2 separate regions of the Homo sapiens genome follow, and region 1 is linked to region 2. A link is a contact called in ENCODE Hi-C or POLR2A ChIA-PET data. All regions are on one chromosome and are shown on one strand. The core of a region is the stretch at or near the end of the contact, and the rest is flanking DNA. Distances in the headings are between cores, read along the strand shown. Region 1 holds the start of HIGD1A (HIG1 hypoxia inducible domain family member 1A). Region 2 has its middle 58 kb from the start of ULK4.

Region 1 (3,060 bases), core at 318-2,817, 790 kb before region 2:
TTCAAAAGAACCTTGGTCTCCACAATCTTTTATCTTAACTTGAACATTCCCTTTCTGTTGATCCCAGGTCTTCAGACAAACTCAACCAATTATCAACCAGAAAATGTTTAAATTTACCTATAGCCTGGAAGCCCCCTCCCCTCTCGCCTTTGAGTTGTCCCCCGTTTCTGGACCAAACCAATGTATTTCTTAAATGTATTTGATTGATGTCTCATGCCTCTCTAAAATGTATAAAACCAAGTGTGCCTGGACCACCTTGGGCACATGTTCTCAGGACCTCCTGAGGGCTGTGTCAGGGGCCACGGTCACTCACATTTGGTTCAGAATAAATCTCTTCAAATATCTTAGAGTTTGACTTTTTTCGTTGACCCACCAATTGGCCGGATTATTACTCATTATTTACTTGACAAACACATTAGGAGCCCTGTCCCCGGAAGCTCGCTGTCACGAGGGGCCTCTGACATCTCCTTCTTGAGAGAAAGGTCGCCTGGCCTGGGTGAGGTCGTAGTTCCCGCGACCCCGTGCTTGCAAGTACTGGCTGCCTCCTACTATAGTGTAAGCTCCAGGAAGGATCCCGCGGGGGACCTGACAGCTCACGGTCCTGGCCGACAACCGCCCTGGGAGCGGAATGGATGGAGCCCGCAGTCGTCCCGGCGCACTGGGCAAGCTCTGCTCCCACTGTGGCAGGCCAGATCTCCATTAGCAACCAGAGCAGCTCTCACCAACGCCTCACTGTCATTCTGATGCATGTATAAGTTAAACATTGGAGAAACTGGTGCCTTAGGAGAAAGGCTAGAATGTAAAGACAAGTCCATTAGGATCCCGCCTGAGCTTTTTCAACCCCTAGAGTTTAATTAAAATAATGGAGTTGTTCTTGCACACCTTGTACCAGGACCCACTTTAGATTATTTCCAAGGCTCTGAAGCAATTGTCTAGACACCTGACCCTATTACCGTTAAAGATTGGCTTGAGTGAAACACTTTGGCTTTCGACTTGTAAATGCACTGAATGTATTTAAGCACTAGAAAAACTTGTATTAATAATTTTGAGTTGGTCTGGTGAGTTACTCCGACCTTCTCCCTGTAACCTGTTGCAGAAATAAACTCCGTTCTTTCCCAGTCTGTCTGCATCTCGTTACTGAACGGCGAGAACAAGCAGTCGGACCCGGGTGGGTCGGGGAACACAACCTCACCCGCAGCCGAAACCCCTCACCCGCATCCCTTCCCGGCCCGTGAGGCGTCCGCAGGCGGCGGCGCTCGGGACACGGCGTTCGCGGTGCTCGCCTCCGCTGCCCGAGGGGAAAAGGGCAGGAGAAATCTGAGGAGTCCTTGGGCCAGGAGCCAAAGCCCCTCAAGTGCCCGGGCGCGAACCCCAGGCGCCGAGCTCTCACGTCTGTCTCCGCCAGTACGCTAGAGCCGGGGTAGTGGGCCAGCACTCACCGGCCCAGCCAATCCAGGACCCGCTCTGCACTGCCCCACCCGCCGCGCACACGCACGCGTCCTTTTGCGGCCGCTGGCCTCTGATTGGCTGGGACGGCTGTGGGTGGGGAGAAGCCGGGAGGACTGGGTGCGCCTGCAGGGATCGGAAGCCGGTTGGGGTGTGAGAGGTTTTCTCGCTCTAGGTAAGCGAAACAAGCCGGGGGACTGCGAGCCAGGGACTCGGGCCGCGGGGCGGGAAGAAGTGGGGCAGCGCTTGGCCAGGCCGAAAGGACTTTGGGGGTGGGGGCTGGGAGTCCGTGTCTCGAATGAGGGAGGAGAGGTGGAGTTGCCGGGGCTCAGGCCCGGCCTCGAGCATGGGCGGATGAGAGGAGTCGGGAGCCGAGGCCTAGGGTCCTTCGGGTGAGGGGAGACGGAGCCAGCGAGGAGATGGAGCAGAAGCTTGTGGAGTGAGTTGCCGAGCGGGGAAGACTCGCTGATGGGGTGGTAATGAGAGACGGGGGCCAGGAGGGTGTTGACTGGGCCCGACGGCGGGGAGCGAGGAGCGGGAGCTTCCCCGGAGCTTGGAACATTCTGAAGAGCGGGCTAAGCGGCAGGCGAGGCGGGATAGGAGAGCGAGCGCTCCGGTCACGGAGTCACGACAAGGTCACAGGAAGAGAGGCGGCGAGGAAGGTCGGGAGGTTGAGGGGAGGGCGTACTAGCAGAGGACCTTCCAGTCCTGGTCTTGCTTTTCTCCCCGACCTGGTGTTTCCTCCACCCTGGGAAAGTGATAAGGCCTAGGGTCCTGTGTAGTGCTTCTGTGACCGAATTAAATTTTTCTCCTGCCGAGTCGGCGGGTTAGAGATTACAAAGCACAGCGTAAGGGCAGAATTAGGAGCAGCCGACATGATGCAGCAGTGATATTCGCCTTTGTCTTAAATTCCCGGAGTGGGAAGCAGCTATTTCCCTCTTCGGAGTAATCCCCACGACAGGGATCCCTGCTTCCGGAAGTACAAAGGCACTTTGGAGTAAGACAGGTTTGGATGGAAAGTTCTAACAGGTTGAAGCGGTGACAACCTGGTCATGAAGCTCCAGCATGACACACATATTTGGAGTCCTGTATACTAGGAGTTCTCTTTGTGCACCAGAGTCACTTGAAGGGGCTTCTTAAAGATTCCTTGAGCTCTGCCCCAGACCACCTGAATCCGGATCTCCATGCTGGGGCCTTGGCAGCCATTTTAAACAAGCTGATGGGCGACTGATGCAAAATCAGTTTGAAGCCAGCGTTGCTTTAGATAGTAATTCCCGTGACAAAATGACTGTGAAGAAAGATCCTTCATTCAACCTGTTACGTCTCCTGATGCTGGACGGCTCATCTTCCCTTAATGCCTCTTTAGGTTCCCTGTGGAAAGGTCTTCAGTCGTGTCTTACTAAGCGTACAGAATTAATTTGTGCTCTCCAAACTGACTTTAAATATCTGGTTACTGGTGCCTTTTTTAGCGTCTATTCAACTTTCTGACAGAAATCTGGGACAACTACTGTGGGTGGATGAGAAAACGATAATGAAGGAAAGTCTGGCAGTGGTGTAGTGAAAAAAGTCTTTTCAAATCACAATTGAAATTGTTAGATGAGTTAAGTCACTGAA
Region 2 (3,349 bases), core at 843-3,342:
TGCATTGTATCTACACTGTTCAATCTGAAGGTTTTTACTTTTTAATTAATGAATGAAAACAAAGCTACTTCCCACTCAGGTACATAAAGCAATTGTACAACTGTACAATTCCCATAGTATTCTGCATTTTATTTAAAATATATTCTAGATGCAAAGGTTGAAATGAAATGCTCACTGTCTAGGTGACACTCTTTTATTCTCTACTAAGAAAGCCAGTAAACCAATTGTCTCAGAAATTCTGCACCCAAATGTAATACTCGCAGACACAGCACCAGTGAGTCATACACATAACAAATTGCTCATTTTCCTCCTCCCCACCTTTCCTCTAAATCATTATAATGCTATTCCTGAATCATAGGTTTGGTTTTTTGTTTGTTTTGAGTTTTTAATTCTCCAGTATAAAGCTTGCCAATTCCAACTTCCGAACATGACAAGAATCTGTCCCTTTAGTTTAAGTAAACCTCCAATTTTCTTCCCAGGTTTGAAATTCTTCAGTGCAGGCAAGGCCCACACCTCTGGATCTCACACTAAGTAAAAAATGCCCCTTGATACTATAACTGTCTTACTAGATCTCTTAAGATATCAGATTACCAAACTCCCCAACTGGAAGTCCAACAGGCAAACCAAGTTTACTGTGGGAGCCCTGTATTCAGAAACACAAGATGTAGCATACTCTTTTACAGAGTTATCTTTTTTTCTTCTGGAAGTCTCATATACCAAATCCAGAGAAGAATGAACACTTGGAAAACTTAATTTTTACTAAAGCTGAACATATGTCTTATGACCCAATGATCCACTCCTGAGCATATACCCGATAGAAATGAGTACTTATACACTTAGTTCATAGCAGCTTTATCCATGATAGTCCCAACTGGAAAAAAAACAAATGTCCATCCACAGGTAAATGTATGAACAAATCATGATATAACCATAAAATGGAATACCATCCCACACTAAAAAGGAATGAAGCACTAGTACATGCAACAAATGGATGAACATTGCAGACAAAACATTGAGCAAAAGACCAGACACAAAAGTACACACTATATGACTCAATTTACATGAAGCCCAAAACAGGCACAATTATCCTATGGTAATAGAGGTCACAAGAGTGGTTATCTACAAGGAGTTACTGGCAGTACAAGTGGTATATGTAAGTAAAATTAATGGAGCTAAGATAATTAAAGGTTCAATGCGTAAGAAATTAAAGGTTCTAGTTAACTTGTCAACCTTAGATGGTAATGCAACATGATATAAAATATTTGTTCCACAGAACACAGTAGCAACCAAAAGTCAGGCAGAAACCGAGACAGCATTGTCCCTCTCGTGAGCATTGTCCTCTTCCCACTGCTGTTCTCCAGCCAGAACACGGCCACCTGGTTCCACCATGAATCTGGACCGTCAGTCCCTTTGGCATGAACAGCTGAGCTGTCTTCAGTCACTCTCTCCCTGATTTTCTCATCACACTGAGGACAATCAATTCTTCTGGAGGTCAAAGGAATTTGTCTTCCCCACTCTCCAAGAAATATTTCCCAATGGTCCTCAGACAAACATAAATTCAAGGGTAGTTTCTGCTCTCATTGTTTACCTGCTCCTAAAGGTCCAAATTCCTGACTCAATAATACAGCTGAAGCCAAACCACTTCTAACATTATAAGGAGACATTTTATCTTTGGTCACATCTCAAATCTCAAACTGGAAATTATTTGATAGAAACCCATAATAAAAGGAGGCAGCCTACACTAGAGGCTGTGTATCTAGAGTAGGTTGTATCATATATGTTCTACATTTTGCAAAACTTAAAAACTGAGAGCTTACAGAATGTTAGCATAAAAAAAATCCAGACCCACAGCACACGTTGTTTATGTTAAAGAACTGCCTGGCCAGGTACAGTGGCTCATGCTTGTAATCCCAGTACTTCGGGAGGCCAAGGCAGAAGGATCGCTTGAAGCTAAGGCAGCCTGGGCAACATAGCAAGACCTCACCTCTACAAAAAAATTTAAAAAAGAAAAGAAAATTAGCCAAGTGTGGCAGCACGCATGCTACTCAGGAAGCCAAAGCGGGAAGATGGCTTGAGTCCAGGAGTTCAAGGTTACAGTGAGCTATGATCAGGCCACTGCACTTCAGCCCAGGCAACAGAGATTCTATCTCTAAAAAAAGCACTTTTTTATTGTACCAAAACAACCAGAGGAACTGATGGACAACTTCTAAAATCCCGTGGTTCTGTATATGCATAAATGCTTTATCTCTGTAATCCTGGAGAGAGACAAAAAAAAGTGAGATCCTATATCCCTATTCTAATTAATATGCTTTTTTTTTCTTTTTCTTTTTCTTTTTTAATACTCTGTTGCCAGGCTGGAGTGCAGTAGTGCGATCTTGGCTCAATGCAACCTCCACTTCCCGGGTTCAAGCCATTCTCCTTCCTCAGCCTCCCGAGTAGCTGGGATTACAGGCGTCCACCAGCACGCCCAGCTAATTTTTGTATTTTTAATAGAGACGGGGTTTCACCATGTTGGCCAGGATGGTCTCGATCTCATGACCTCGCAATCCACCTGCCTCCACCTCCCAAAGTGCTGGGATTATAGGCGTAAGCCACCACACTCAGCCATTAATATGCATTTTAAGTGACATAAATCAACCTGCATCTATGTAACGGAAGATAGGATTTGCTAATAGTTCATCTGTATCAACATAAATTAGTAGACGGTGACATCTTTTAATCAACATAATCATGTTATCTAGTAACTAATTCTAGTCATTAAGGAGGAATGCAATAAGTGCTCTGAATAGTATGCTAAAGAGATACTTTTCGAAAATGTCAAGCCACTTAGTCCACATGTTCACAGTTATTTTCTCCTACTTCTTAAAAGAAAAAAAAGATTTTTAAAGTCACCTGAGTACCCACAGCATGGTCTTATTTAACATTCAAATGTGGATAATTTATACTGTGATGGAGCATCCTTGTCGGATGTTAGTACAAAATCCACTTCCTCTGGATAGACTATCCTCTCCTGTTGAATGTCCTGGAACTAGAGGAGACCCTAGAAATAATCCAGCTCCACGATTCCCAAACTGGGGTACATGTGCTTATGCTGGGGATTCCCCAGAACCTCAGGGAAAACAAGGTACATTTTCCTTAAGAGCACTTTTTGACTCAGACAGCAATATTTTTTTTTTTTTTTAGATGGGGTCTCGCTCTGTCACCTAGGCTAGAGTACAATGGTGCAATAATGGCTCACTGCAGCCTCAATCTCTTGGGCTCAAGAGATTCTCCCACCTCAGCCTCCCTAGTAGCTGGAACTACAGGTGCACATCACCACACCTGACTAATTTTTCTTTTGTCTTTTTTT

What was found. Hi-C counts contacts between places; a loop is a spot of excess contacts on that map. ChIA-PET counts read pairs that join two places held with the same protein, here RNA polymerase II (POLR2A). Pooled maps may share reads with other maps.
Region 1: a loop to region 2 is called in a pooled map, with 2.8 times the contacts of the local background. The contact joins the promoter of HIGD1A here to the enhancer-like site in region 2. A Hi-C loop is called at or near these places in 1 of 37 single-sample maps with no recorded cell type and 8 of 50 pooled maps. POLR2A ChIA-PET finds 5 or more read pairs at or near these places in 3 of 52 experiments (activated CD4-positive, alpha-beta T cell, activated naive CD8-positive, alpha-beta T cell and endothelial cell of umbilical vein).

Annotation. Positions count from the first base shown.
Region 1 is chr3:42,802,997-42,806,056 of GRCh38, reverse strand. HIGD1A (HIG1 hypoxia inducible domain family member 1A) reads left to right here and starts at 1,567. Exons shown (of 4, transcript NM_014056.4): 1 at 1,567-1,621. RefSeq lists an enhancer at 1-530 and a silencer at 1,392-1,611.
Region 2 is chr3:42,018,099-42,021,447 of GRCh38, reverse strand. It overlaps a transcript of TRAK1 not described here. Among named protein-coding and RNA genes, the nearest start is that of ULK4, 58 kb to the right of the region's middle. Within about 2 kb of position 2,092, at least 6 of the 41 ENCODE cell types and tissues checked have a DNase peak (open chromatin) inside an H3K27ac peak, as active enhancers do.